Regions from separate parts of the Homo sapiens genome. Here region 2 is linked to region 1. Evidence: read pairs that join two places in POLR2A ChIA-PET (ENCODE). Cell type or tissue: A673. All regions are shown on one strand. Links, peaks and the distances in the headings refer to the core of each region. The heading gives the core; the rest is flanking DNA.

What was found. Peaks named below come from ENCODE experiments on the same cell type or tissue, not always from the same donor. Only the 100,000 strongest peaks of a DNase experiment are listed, where the experiment ranks them.
Region 2: POLR2A ChIA-PET joins it to region 1 with 5 read pairs; 2 of 35 experiments call an interaction of 5 or more read pairs at or near these places.

Annotation. Positions count from the first base shown.
Region 1 is chr20:20,733,550-20,741,028 of GRCh38, reverse strand. All of the region lies in intron 1 of LOC105372555 (a long non-coding RNA gene), which reads right to left. It also overlaps the pseudogene RN7SL607P. Among named protein-coding and RNA genes, the nearest start is that of RALGAPA2, 25 kb to the right of the region's middle. In A673, for the core only: no CTCF peak of the experiment used is centred there; DNase peaks (open chromatin) are centred at 2,218 and 3,648; H3K4me3 peaks cover 419 bases; H3K27ac peaks cover 3,926 bases.
Region 2 is chr20:20,589,990-20,597,468 of GRCh38, reverse strand. It overlaps RALGAPA2 (Ral GTPase activating protein catalytic subunit alpha 2), which reads left to right. Exons shown (of 40, transcript NM_020343.4): 17 at 6,155-6,292. Among named protein-coding and RNA genes, the nearest start is that of RALGAPA2, 120 kb to the left of the region's middle. In A673, for the core only: CTCF peaks have their summits at 3,091 (motif pointing right) and 3,698 (motif pointing right); DNase peaks (open chromatin) are centred at 3,148 and 3,688.

The DNA of each region.
Region 1 (7,479 bases), core at 1,383-6,382:
GCAAAGCTCCAGATTCAGATCCAGGCTTTGTGATTCTGGAGCCCATTGTCGAAAGCACTCTGAATGTGATCTTCCTGGTCCTGCCCTGTCCCCTATATCATACCCAGGTGATTTGAACTTTGCATGTTGTCCAAATTTATTATTTTCCTGTGACAAGCAGTTTGGAGCCCAGAGTCTCTTTCTCAGGCCAGCTTTCTGTCCTGAAAAGTAATTTCAGCATATTGCCACACATTGTAGGTTACTCTGAAACTGTCAAACCACAGACTGGATTTGGGTTTCATCCAACACAGTGTAACATGCTACACTTAACTGTTGTCTTCCCGGGAGGACACTGCACGTAAAATTCCCTCTCCCAATCCAGGTCACGCTAGGTTCCATACCACAATCACCTCTCAATACCCCAAAGCCCTGTACATTAAGTAGCAGCTTGGGAACTGTTTATGACTTCTGCTAAGCCAATGCTCTGACTGGGCCGGAGCTTCACTGTCAAAGGCAGGAGAAGCACAGAGGGAATTATGCAAACAAAAAAGAGTTCGTATATAACTTTTAACTTATTCCTGCCAAATCTTGCTCTTGGATTTGAAAGCATATAATTGTTCTGTCTGATAACTTACACTGCCAGGACAATCCTAGTGCCATTTTATGTCAATGTTTCAAGAGACTTGCTTCTTTGTGTAAACCACAGGAAACTTGGAAATATGTCACACAGCTTTTTTGTGGCAAATATACTTTTAAAAAAGTTCAATAAGTTTATGGGGAGCAGGTGGTGTTTGGTTACATGAATAAGTTCTTCAGAAGTGATTTCTGAGATTTTGGTGCACCCATCACCCGAGCAGTGTACACTGTACCCAATGTGTAGTCTTTTATCCTTCACCCCCCTCCCACCCTTTACCCTGCGTCTCCAAAGTCCATTGTATCACTCTTATGCCTTTGCGTCCTCATAGCTTAGCTCCCACTTATGAGTGAGAACATACGATGTTTGGTTTCTCCATTCCTGAGTTACTTCACTTAGAATAATAGTCTCCAATTCCATCCAGGTTGCATTATTTCCTTCGTTTTTATGGCCAAGTAGTATTTTCTTTGTTCATTTGTTGATTGATGGGCATTTGGGCTGGTTCCATATTTTTGCAATTGCAAATTGTGCTGCTATAAACATGAGTGTGCAAGTATCTTTTTCATATAATGACTTCTTTTCCTCTGGGTAGATACCCAGGAGTGGAATTGCTGGATCAAATGGTAGTTCTAATTTTAGTTCTTTAAGGAATCTCCACAGTGTTTTTCACAGTGGTTGTACTAGTTTATTACATTCCCACCAACAGTGTAAAAGTGTGCCCTTTTCACCAAGTCTACACCAACATCTATTTTTTTAAAATTTTTTGATTATGGCCATTCTTGCAAGAGTAAGGTGGTGTCACATTGTAGTTTGGATTTGCATTTTCCTGATCATTAGTGATGTTGAGCATTTTTCCATATGCTTGTTGGCCATTTGTATCTTCTTTTGAGAATTGTCTATTCATATACTTAGCCCACATTTGGATGGGATTGTTTGTTTTTTTCTTGCTGATTTGTTTGAGTTCTTTGTAGATTCTGGGCATTAGTCCTTTGTTGGATGTATAGATTGTGAAGATTTCCTCCCACTCTGTAGGTTGTCTGTTAACTCTGCTGATTATTTCTTTTGCTGTGCAGAAGCTTTTTAGTTTAATTAAGTCCCATCTATTTATCTTTGTTTTTGTTGCATTTGCTTTTGGGTTCTTGGTCATGAAGTCTTTGCCTAAGCCAATGTCTAGAAGGGTTTTTCTGATGTTATCTTCTAGAATTTTTATGGTTTTAGGTCTTAGATTTAAGTCTTTGCTCCATCTTGAGTTGATTTTTGTATAAGTTGAGAGATGAGGCAAATCTGATGTTTGACTTTAATTTAGACCAAATGTCTACATTTTGAAGACATTTTAATTTTACCAATAATCTTTAAAACTGTCTTTATTTCCAGGTTACTAAAGTCATGTGAATAAGAGGCATTAAAGTTTCTATTTTTCTGACAAAATATGATATAAGCGCTTATTTTTTCTAAGCCAATTAGAGCTCTTTTATATATAAATATCACACACACAACACATAAATAGACAGACAGACAGACAGACAGAAGATCCAGTAGTTGTAAGGTTTTTCATTTGCCAGTTTCTTAATTGGATTACTGGCTTCAGGGTGGAGCCTTTGTAGGAAAAGGGCCAGGAAAGCACACAGCTTCTAGGGCCTAATAAGAAGGCTTTGTGGCAAATACACTTTTAAAACCTAACTCTGCCAAGTGCACTGGTGCATACCTATAGTCCCAGCTACTCAAGACGCTGAGACAGGAGGATCGCTTGAGCCCAGGAATTCTGGGCTATAGTGCAATATGTTGATCGGGTGTCTGCACTAAGTGTGGCATTGATATGGTGACCTCCTGGGAGTGTGGGACCATCAGGTTGCCTAAGGAGGAGTGAACTGGCCCAGGTCAGATATGGAACAGGAAAAAACTCATGTGCTGATCAGGAGTGGGATTGCATCTGTGAAGAGCCACTGCACTCCAGCCTGGGCAACATAGAGAGATCCTGCCTCTTAAAAAAAAAAAAAAAAAAAAAAGACAAAACCTGGCTCTTTGGTGTGGAACATTTTGAGTGACAACATAAATAATGATGACAATGGATCAAAACCCATAAAATAAAATAAATTCCTATGAGTCCATACTGATACAAATAAATAATTGAATAAATAAATAAACGGGAGAGGGAAGGCAACAGAATCCCAATTAATAAATGTAGAAGGAATGATGCAATTGGAAAACTATCATTTAGCAAGACACATAGTAATAATTGTTCTAGACCAGAAACATCCATGGGAAAGCCGGGTGCAGTGGCTCACACCTGGAATCCCAGCACTTTGGGAGGCAGAGGTAAGGGGGAGTGCTTCAGCCCGGGAATTCAAGACCAGCCTGGGAAGCATAGCAAGACCCCATCTCTACAAAAAATAAAAATAAAAAATTAACCAGGTGTAGTGGCACACGCCTGTGGTCCTAGCTACTTGGGAGGCTGAGATAGGAGGATCACTTGAGCCTGGGAGGTTGAGGCTACAGTGAGCCATGATTATGCCACTACACTCCTGCCTGGGGACAGAGTGAGACCCTGTCTCAAAAACAATAAAAATAGAAACAAATAAGCTGACTCTTTCACTAAATACCATCTCCCTATACATTTAAGACATGATTTGATATAAGTGGATTTGCATAACTTAAATTCTGTTGCACTTCTGATACATTTCTGTTTGTCTATTCTCTACATGATCAGTCTCTTCATTTCAATTTGCTATATGAAAGCAGATTTTCAAACTATTCACATGGTAACATCTTGAAGTCTCGCTCGCTTTCCGATTCTCTAACACTTTCAGATAGGACCCTGCATTATTTTTTCCTTCTCATACCTCTCTCATCCTTCTCAATCAAAATAGTTGAATGGGTTAGTCAATGGGTGGATTAATAAAGCTACAGAATCACTCTCCAAGAGTACATAATACATGATGTACCCGAGGGAGAAAACCAGGGGGGCAGGTCACAGGGGAAGCACTCTCAAGTAGCCTGAAGTAACAGATGCTACATGTCTCCCCCAGCATCCACTGCAGACAGTCCCCTACAGTGCCACCCACAGCTTCCTGAAATAGCTTCCGGCACCTTTGTGCCCAAGGGCATTTTCTGGCATGGAAGGTGATTACCCAGCATGGGGCAGTTTGTAAGTGCCAGGAAGTTGGATTTAATGCACAGGGCACAAACTTCAGCCACTGAGGGAAGGAATTGGTGGATAAATATCCCAGCTTCCCTGCCCCTCAGGAGGGCAATAATGAGTTGTGTTCCACACAGTTCCTTGAGGGTCTCCAGTGGGATAGAGCTCCTGTTGCCCACGGGACAACCTGCTCACTGACACATCTTATGTAGGGCTTCCCTGGTCAGTTTCCCATTCTTCACTGTGCTTCCTGCAATCATCTTCCAAATCAATTACTTGCATCTGAATCTCTCTCAGGGTCTGTCTTTGGGGAGAATCCCAGATAAGACACACTGGGAAAAGGGGGGTCGTCCAATTGCACATGAACAAACACCTTAGGCTCTCTCTGTCTCTGATGGAATGGGCCACTTCTAATCCCACGTTTTCTCTCATATGTCATAGCCCTCTGGGGACAGGCCACAGCATTTGATCTTGCCTACCTCCCCACTCCCTAAATTTTAGAAACAAGAGTTTGATTCTCTCTAAGACCCTGGTCCAGCCTAGCTAAGCTGTCATAGGGACACACAGCTTAGATCCTTGATAGGCGCTCATGGTAGTAAACCCACTTGAGGGAGAACTAAAGAGCCACCCCGGACAGCCTTAGTGCCGGTGAACTCCTTAACTCCCCTAGAAAAAGAGTGAATGCGGCATAACCATATGGTGCTCCTGTAGTTTAGGATGATCTGGTTATGCTTGATCAGCATATACTACAGGGGCACTTATTAAGGAGGTGGAGACACTAATTACCCTGTTGGAAGTTAGTCATGACACCTCCTGTCAGCAGGTGTTAATATGAATCTTAGTGTCCACCTAACTTCTCTATTAAGCTGATTGAAAGTTTCATTTTCTTTACGGACCTGTACAGGCTTGAAAAGGAAGATATTTTAACAAAGAACTCAAAGATCTAGGACGGTAGTAAGTTACCAAGCTTTACCCTTATACTTATTTTGTTTTTTAAAAGAGAATTCTATTTAAGTTCTCATATGTTTTACCTTAAATGATTTTTTTCCTAGTTATCAAAAGTAATACATGCTCATGTAGTGATTCCACAGCCTTGAAAATAAATAAAAATCATTGCCTGCATAAAATCCAGGTATATATTTTGGGGTTGTGTTTTCTTTCCTCTGCATTATGTAGAATTATAGATGCATTCATGTGCTGATGAAGTTGTAAAATCTGTATCATATTGTACATACAATTTTCTCTTCTTTCTTTTTAAATCTAACATTATGATATTAACATTTCCCTTGTCTTGATAAGAGTCATAAATAATTTTAGTGGCTGCATGCATGATATTCCAAAGAATGAATATTCTATAATCTTATTTTCTTATTACACACTTAAGTTAGTTATAATTTTTGATATCATTAAGCAGTGCTGTGATATCTGCATATAAATAATGTTGTGATGAAATATGCATATATTTCAATTTTTTCAAATTTTAAAAAATTTAAAAATACTTCCTTAGGATAGTTCCTACATAGAAAATTATAGGGACAATGGATACAGATTTATTTGAATTTCTTATTAGAAAGGCTGTTCCAATTTATATTTGGATTAGTATTATATCAGCATCTCATTCAACTATTAATTTTAAAGCCCTTTGCTAATTTGATGGGAAAAAATAGTATCCCAATTTTGTTTAATTTGTAATTCATTGCTGGTTAGATTTATTCTGTATTTCTTCCATCAATTTTTTTTGTTTATATCCTTTGCCTATTTTAAAATTATTTATTTATCTATTTTTAATTGACAAAAAAGTGTGTAAATTTTGGGGTACGTGTGATGTTTTGATCTACGTGTACATTGTTGGAAAGATTCACTCAAGCTAATTAATATATCCATTACCTCAACAACTTAGCATTTTTTTGTGCATGGAGAGGTCATTAAAAACCTATTCTTTTAGCAATTTTAAACTATACATTTTTATTAACTGTGGTCACCATGTAGTACAATAGATCACTAAAACCTTTGCCCATTTTTCTATTAGAAATTTGGTGATTTTCTTATCAAGATGTTTAAGGTCGATATACACTAGAAATAGACACATGTGGTCTATCACATCTACTGCAAATATTTTTCTCGTTTGTCGTCAGACTGTAACTTACTGTGCTTTTAAACAAAGTTGCCCACATGTATTTCTAGTTTTAAAAAAAGATTTGTTTTTACATTTCATTCCTTACCATCTCCAGAATTTATTTTGCTATAAATGGTTTACTTCTATTTTTCTAATAAGTTACTGTAGGTTTAACAACCATTTAGTTACATATTTCAGGCAAAAAGCACTAGAACTTTTCTTTTTGAAACTAGTAGCTGAAGTTGCACTTTGTCCAAAGCCAAAAAGAACCCGCAGATGCCCTTTGTTACCTTAGAAGTGTTGATTCAGATTTTGGAAAGTGAATGATCAAAAAGTGTTGCAGGAAGCTTCAGTGTTTCCAAAGCATTAGCATTAAGGAGAGTGGAAAGGCCTGTTTGTGTCTCTGGGTAAGTAGAGATGACTTAGGGCTTTGGTCTGGGGATTTTCTGTGAGTGCATGAAAACCCTTAAGCAGGGTGGCATTCAAACGCCACTTCCTCTGCATGCTTTCCATAGGTCTGCGGTCACAATTCTGCCAAGAGGTTAGTGAATGGAGGAAGCCCTTTTATCAGGCAATTTTCTAACACAAAAGTGTTTGCCCTTCCTGAAATGAAGTGATGATATACTTGTGTAAAAGAGGAAGCAGCAGGCAGGGTAACTGAATGTTTGTCACTCCTCTCTGGCAGGTTTTAGATGCTTCAGCAAGAAGATACAATTAAAAACATTTCTCACACAAAAATCTCCCCAGCCCACCAACTTGGAGGTAGCCGGTATCAGAAAATGTGTTTTCTTGGCATTCAGTACAGCCAATGGCGGCATTTAAGTAGTTTGTGAAGAGCCAGATTTGACCTGTCATTTGTTCTCCTATTGCAGAGGCCTTTTGCGGCTTTTTGCTCCCCACCAGTCATTCACTGTATTTTGTGACAGTCCCCAATTCTCCTTTAGGGACATCTTGTCCCCTACCCACTCACAAGTGTCTTGGTCTTTCTCCATCACCTGCCACAGTGATTGGCAGGGGCCCAGTGAAGGTCAACCCAGTTTTCTTGTTTGAGCCCCTGAACTGCCTGGCCATCCTGCCATAGGAAGAGCCCAGGGGTGAGTCAGCTACAGAAAGGCCCAGTAGGAGCTCAGCCTTGCACCCTAAAGTCAACTCCCTTCCTGGACATCTCAGTTGCATGAATTAATACATTCCCTTTTCTCTCTTACAGCAGCTTAAGTTGGCCTTCTTCAGGGTTACATTTTTTTTTAAGTCTTTTTTTTCTTTTCTGATATGTAGTCTCACTCTGTCACCCAGGCTGGAGTACAGTGGCATGATCTCGGCTCACTGAAACCTCTTTCTCTTGGGTTCAAGTGATATTCTGCCTCGGCCTCCTGAGTAGCTGGGATTGCAAGTGCACGCCACCATGCCCAGATAATTTTTTTGTATTTTTTTAGTAGAGACGGGGTTTTGCCATGCTGGCCAGACTGGTCTTGAACTCCTGACCACAGGTGATCCGCCTGCCTTGGCCTCCCAAAGCACTGGGATTACAGGCATGAGCCACTGTAATCCTATAAAAGTCTTAACTGATAGAGTTACTCTGTTTTACTCCACATACACACTAGCAATTTTACTCCC
Region 2 (7,479 bases), core at 1,089-6,088, 140 kb after region 1:
ATTACTTTATAGAATTTAAGGGAAGAAGTTTTACCAAGAGCGAGGACTATAATGTTTCTTAGAAAACTCTTTTTCTCCAGTAACTATTAAAGGTGAAAAACAGTAAGAATGGTACATGGGAAAATGGTCACTAGTCAATTACATTACTGTTGAGTTTTAACTGCCCAATTATTTGGTTTTCAAAAAAAGCTATTGTTTGGAGATGATTAATAAAGTATTTAAAATGATTTTACCCCCTGTTTGGCTAATACACACCCCAAAAGAATTTTTTTCATGGTGAAAAGTTTTCTTATGTCACAGTCCATTTTTTTCTATATTTTGTTTCTCTTAAGTTTTTCACTAGTTTGTCCAGAACATGTTCCCACAAGAAATCTCTTCCTATTAGTAATTTAATTTTGGAAGCTTTTGTTCTCATTCAATATTACATTTTATTTTACTAAGACTCTTGGTTCCTGTATATACGTATACAGTTCCAACTGAAGTTAAATGTGATTTAGAGCAGTGATTCTCAATTGGGGACAATTTCAACAATGCCTGGAGACATTTTTAATTGTCACAAGTGGGACAGTGCTAGTGGCAGCTTGTGGATGGAAGTCAGGGATGCTGCTGAATAGTCTGCAATGCACAGGACAGCTCCCAAACAAAGAATTGTCTGGCCCAAAATACCAGCTGTGCCGAGGCTGAGAAATCCTAAGTCAGAGTGAAATCAAGTGGCCTGGGCTCGGTCTGCAGTTTTCCTGCCTTTGCCATCTTTGTTCTTGGTTTTGTAGCACAAAGGGTGAAAGAACTTTAGAGTATAGTGACTTTGAGAACAACCTGACATTCCAACTATGATAGTGAGCTTCTTAGCCTGATGCCATTGGTTCTTTACTACTTAAAATGTTGCCATTGTCCTTTATGACTGTCCTATCAAGAGACTGACCCAAGGGCAGATTGTATATTCTCCACTGGTTGGCACATTAGAGTATTGAATTTGCCCTCCAATTTAAATCCAAGTATGTAGGCATACCCCACCAACATACTGCTAGATAATATGACACTTAATTTTACTTTCTGGCACAAGCTCCTTACCCTATCAATGATTGCTAATTTTGTTTACATTTAAGTTAACATGATTGCTAATTTTGTTTACATTTAACTTTTTTTGTTTTTGTTTCTAATCTATGTGATTTAGAAACCCACCAAAATTGTTTTAATAATATAAGCAATAGACAATTACTTACTTTTAGCTACGATTGTTTGTTTTTCTGATCTTTTGGGGACTGTATTTGGCGGCAGCAGCAGAATTTTGGGTGGGTTGTTCATATTCTGGGAGGAAGAAGTGACGTTTGTATTTTGGAGTCACAACCACCTGTTTCCATTAATATGAATAGCTACATAAAGAAACACAGTTGGGGAGGTAGGACTGGCACTTTTTGTGATTTTCTTTTATTTGTTTTTTTCCCTTCGTGAGAACAGTTCTTTCCAGCTGTTCTACAGTTTTTTTGTTTGTTTGTTTTTTGTTTGTTTTTTTTTGAGATAGAGTCTTGCTTTGTACCTCAGGCTGGAGTGCACTGGTGCGATCTTGGCCCACTGCAACCTCTGCCTCCCAGGTCCCAGTTCAAGCAATTCTCCTGCTTCAGCCTCCCGAGTAGCCAGGATTACAGGCATGCCATGCACAGCTAAGTTTTTGTATTTTTAGTAGAGATAGGGTTTCACCATGTTGACCAGGCTGGTCTTGAATTCCTGAGCTTGTGATCTACCCACCTCGGCCTCCCAAAGTGCTGGAATTACAGGTGTGAGCCACCACGTCCGGTCTGTTCTACAATTTTAACTGCTTTTTAGGTTAAAACATTTATCAATCTGTAGCACTTACAGATAGTAGATTTTATTTTTCTTTTAGGAATATTGTAATAGTAGTAATGAGAGGATCAACAATCTCCCCTTATTCTAAAAAAGCATATTGGAATGGTATGGCAAACCTTGCCTCGCTGCTTCTGCATCTGGTTTGTGTGCTTCTAGGAAGTGCTTTTTTGTCAGGACCTGGTCTGATTTACCCTTGGGAAGTTTGATCTTGTGGGAAACCTCAAGATGCTGAGCTGATATGCATTTCCTATGCTTTTTATAGGATCAGATTGGTATCATGCAAGGTGTTTTAAAAATTAGGAAATTATACTATTTATTTTGCTTATGCAACCTTGTATAAGGGATAAATGGAACTCAGAATTTTGGTTATTGAAGAATGAGCCTCACTCCACTTACTAAATGTAAGACTGAGTAAGGAAGACTTAAAAAGTGAGTGAAATTGCTGTGAAAAATAGAGATCTGGAAAAAAAAATAGAAGTTACTGAAGAGCTTACACACTTAATTTGATCACACTGCCTTTTCTCAGTGGAAAAAAATGAAATTAAGTAATCCTTATTTGATCATTTTTCGGTGTTTCGAATGGAGCTTTAGAAAGTAATAGTTTAGGCCGGGCGCAGTGGCTCACTTTGTAATCCCAATACTTTGGGAGGCCAAGGCGGGTGGATCATGAGGTCAGGAGATCGAGACCACCCTGGCTAACACGGTGAAACCCCATCTTTACTAAAAATACAAAAAACTAGCCAGTTGTGTGCCTGTAGTCCCAGCTGCTTGGGAGGCTGAGGCAGGAGAATGCCATGAACTTGGGAGGTGGAGCTTGCAGTGAGTCAAGATCACGCCATTGTGCTCCAGCCTGGCCGACAGAGCGAGACTCCATCTCAAAAAAAAAAAAAAAAAAGAAAGTAATAGTTTAGTAATGGTATTGTGTAACTTACACTGTCAAGAGACGAGAAAGTTAGTGCTTTTAAAATCTGGGTAGTTGGAACTAACTAGGCTTTAGAGAGAGTACATTATTTGGTGAATCTAAGATAGAATTTAGCTCTTTGAAGTGATTTAAACAAATTGTGTGATATTCAAAATAGAAAATGCAATAGATCTAGGATGTATTATATAATTTTATTGTAACTGATATAATTCTTTCTCCATTTTAAATATCAGATAATCCTGTCTTTTGGTATTTGCATATCACTATTAAAATGATTTTCATTCGTTATGAAAGAGCAACTGCTAACAGCTAACCCCACAGAATGAGAGCAGATTTAACATAAATTGCTCTTTCTTAAATAAAATGCCAGCAGAGGGAGCCCAAGAACTATTTAAAAAGGAAAAATAGTATAAAGAAATTGTTTCTGTCATTCATGTATTCATTTATACAAAACATGTATTTAATATAAAATATGAGAAAATCCCAATAAATATACTGTTACAAATCAGGAAATTGGATTTAAATTGTGGGATAAGGAGAATTGAAAATTCTCTTTTCACACCATCTCAATTGATAGTCAACTACAGGAGTAGGTAGCTCAGGGCACCTACAACCCAACAGCACACTTAAGCATCGTGGCTCTCCCCTTCCTTCCCACTAAATCACGAGTGCTCCTGCCCTGCTACTGACCGCTATTCCTGAAGGCTTGGACTTTCTCCATCTGATACGTCCCTCCTGACAGCTTTATAAAAACAAAGCCTTAAAAGCTGCATTAGGCCAGCCTGTTGGGAAGGCAGACCAGCTGGTGGTGGCAGGCTCTCCGTCCGTCTGCTGTGTTGAGGACCAGTGGGGACGCTCTAATTTGGAAGCAATGGTGCTGTGGCTATATTGCATCCCACCAGATGGCGATGTTCTTTATCTTTAGGAAGATGCTGCCAGTGTTGGCTCAGCTCTTATTTGCTCCTGCTCATAGCCCAGAAACCAACATCTATCTGTTTTTGGCATCAGGCTTCAGAGACTAACTCTTCCCACTATCCATAAAAAATGGCATTTGCCAATTATAGTTTAGAAAGTTAGGAAGCTCTTGGGCTCCCCCTTCTGATACTGGATTAACCAGTAGATTCATTAACAAATATAAACTGTTCCCAGAAGGTTTCAACATCTTGCATAATTAGAATAAACAATTAGAGAAGACAGCCGGAAGGGCTGGCCCTATGGTGTTATTTGGCTTCTGTTGCTGAAGGCTGAAGAGACTAGAAATAGATCTGTGAGAAGGACGTAGTCTGTACTTTGGGATGTGTAAGTAGATTAAAAATGTGCACATATGCTTTGTGTTTCTCTGTAGAAAAATGAACAGTTCTTGGCTGTTCAAAAGAAGAGGAAGGCAAAGACAACCTGGGAAACATGAGGCTTTAACATAGCTGTCTTTTCTTGCTACCTTGGCCTATCTTTGCTTGTACTCCAAACAGTTTCCCACCAGCATCTGAAGTTAGACTGTGGGCTGGGCACCATGGCCCACGCCTGCAATCCCAGCACTTTGGAAGGCCGAGGTGGGCGGACTACTTGAGACCAGCCTAGGCAACATGGCAAAACCCCATCTCTGTGAAAAGACAAAAATTTTTTGGGTATAGTGGTGTGCACCAGAACTCCCAGGTACTCAGGAGGGTGAGGTGTGAGAATCAGTTGAGCCAGGGGGGTCGAGTGTGCAGTGAGCTGTGATCACACCACTGCACTCCAACCTGGCAACAGAGCAAAAAAAAAAAGTAAATTGATAAATTTTTGTAAGTGAAGGATCACACAAATTTCATAGTTTTGAGGTCTTGTAACCATATCAGCACACTATAAAATGCATTTTCATTTGGATAGAAAAAATAGCAACCTTTTGTTGAAATCCTCTGTATTAAATGTAGAATCTTCCAACATACTTCTTGCTTAAGGTGAGCCATCAGTTTGCCTTATGACTCAGATTAAAGGATTATACAGAGGGTGGCCCATTGACAGTGAGTTTCCATTTCAGGTGACAAACCAGGTGACCCAGCCAGTTAAGATAATACAGGCTGAGTTTTGATTATCCTCTTCTTAGTAGTAGTAATGAGCAAATTAAAATTTGTGGAAAATATTCTAGTTATGTGGATGTAAAGTTTCATGACTACGTCAGTGAGTGTGGAATCTAGTGAGAAACAGAGCAATGGGGCTTGCATGCAGGGCCAGGGAGCAGGTCCTGTAGGGGATATTCCCAGGGCAGCATGGTAAGGAGGGATGAGGGAGCAGGTGTGAGTTTAGCATAGGGGAGTGAACAGCAGGAAGAACAGAGTAGCAGGTGCCAACTGGGTTAGTACTACTGGAGACTAAAGTGAGCTAGAGTACCTTGCAAGGGGATCAGTATGTCCCGTGAGATCAAGGAAAGCCTGTGTTCACCCTGACTAGGATGTTTGACGAATCTCTAACAAGAGAGGGCTTTGGTGGGTTTTAAGAGGAGTGGCACAGCCAGATCTTTATTTTAGATGGACCATGGAGAGGATAAATATGAAGGTGGTAAGAAGAGAGGGACAGTGATTAGTGATTAGTTTGCAGGCTATTAAAACAACCTACGTAAAAGGTGGTGCAACCCTGAAGCTGTGACTCTAGAAAGAGAGGGTGGGGTGATAATTCCAGTGCCTTGGGTGGTCTTTAGAGATTAAAGTGTACTGTGCAGTTTAGAAATGAGCTGGGGGGAACTCATTCTATAGGGGAATATAGCTTGTAATAATACTGAGATTATCCTGTGGTCCCTACCCAGCTATGGTTTTCTATTTTATGTCTCATATATATTGGTTTTCTACAAATACCTGTGGATCATTCTGTACTTTAGAGAATAATTCAGCATTGCATTTGATGAAATAAGCCATTACATAACTATAGCATTTTATTTTGGACAGTTGGGCACTTACCTGTTAAAAAGGCATAATGCAGTAGAAATTCCCACATTTCCTTTCATCTTCCTTCAGGGTGTATGTGTGTGTGTGTGTGTGTGTGTGGTTTTCTGTTCTTCTCAAATGTACATTACCCATTCTGTGCATCTCCTGAATCTCTCTTTCCTTGGCATGCCTGGCCCTGAAATGTCAAATGACTTTTACAGTTCTTAACCTTTTATTGTGGCTTTTTTTCCTTTACTTTGATTGAAAAATAAAAGGCTTTATAGAACTTAAGTGGAAAAGGTACTCTTGGAGTAGAATATTAGGGGTTAGCAAGTGTAGGAAACTTGATCATTTAAATGCAGATTATCTGACTATAAATTATTTGTGAAAAGCATTTGAAACTTTATTTTTTAAATCGGTTGTTTTAAGTGGTGAATGTGTTTTTTAAAAACTTGAACTGTAACTTTGCATGTTTTGTTAATGCTCACAGAAGTGGAGGAGTGTCAACAGTCAGAAAATGCACCTGCAGCCGGATCTGGCCATCTCACAGTGGGACAGCAGCAGCAGGTCCTTCGGAGCAGCAGCACCTCCGACATCCCCGAGCCGCTGTGCTCAGATTCTTCTCAGGGTACATGATGTCTTCAGTGTTTAATACAGAACTATAGATTCTGGCAGAGGAATAAAAGCTGCATATAGTATTGCTTTGTACATATATTCTGAATATATTTATTTCAAGGGAATTACCTTTTTAATTTGATTAGAAGGATGTGATTTATGGCAATGAAATATTTGCACTATTTAAACCTGTTTATCTAAATTATTTTTATATATCTATATGTAGATATATACCCACTTTTTTAAAGGTTGGCATGTTTGAGGACGAGACAGGAGTCCAAGTGGCTGGAGTAGAAGGAAGACGGAGGCTGTTACAACATGAAGTCAAGTAGGGCATCAAGTTAGGTATTATGGAAGGCAGGGAGGCAGGATGGGGGCAGGGACATAGGGAAAGGGCTGTGAGAAGAGCCGTTAAAGTTGAAAATGAGAATGGAAAGCTGACCAGACTTGTGAAAAAGTTTATTAACAGCTTGCCGACTCTGCTGAGATGGAAAATAATAACTTTTAATAGCATTAATCTACACGGTTTCACCAACAACTTGCAGCAGCAACAGGGTGTGGAAAGCAGGGAGACAGATGGTTTGACCTGTAAACAGTGAAGAATAGATTTCTCAATGAAAGAGTGTGCTTAAAGTGTGTCTAGTATCATTGGAAATAGTTATTCTGTTTTGGTGTCATGAATTAGTTAAGAAATCAACTCTATTTATCAACAAGTTATCTCATATCTTTTAATGTCAAAGTCATGCTAGTCTCATCAGATGAGTAGGGAATTATTCTGTCTTAGAAATCCTCTGGAAATAAGAAAATACAGTAAAAGCTTCAGAAAATGTATTATCTGAAAGATTTTTGAAAGGTTTTGTATAAGGCTTTTTTTTTATACATATTTGGTAGAAACTACCAGTTGCCTGCATTTTTCTTGTAGGAATGTTTTAAAATATCATTTATATTTTAACATAATTTCACTTATGGAGGAGGAATAAGTTCAAGAAATGTGTTGTACAGTATGGTGACTGTAATTTGTAACAGTGTATTGTATTCTTGAAAATTGCTAAGAGAGTAGATTTTAAGTGTTCTCACCACAAAAAAGTATGTGATACATGTTAATTAGCTTAATTTAGCCGTTGCACAGTGTATACACATATTTCAAAACAATATATTATACATATTATATTAATATAATTTTTATATGTCAAGTTAAAA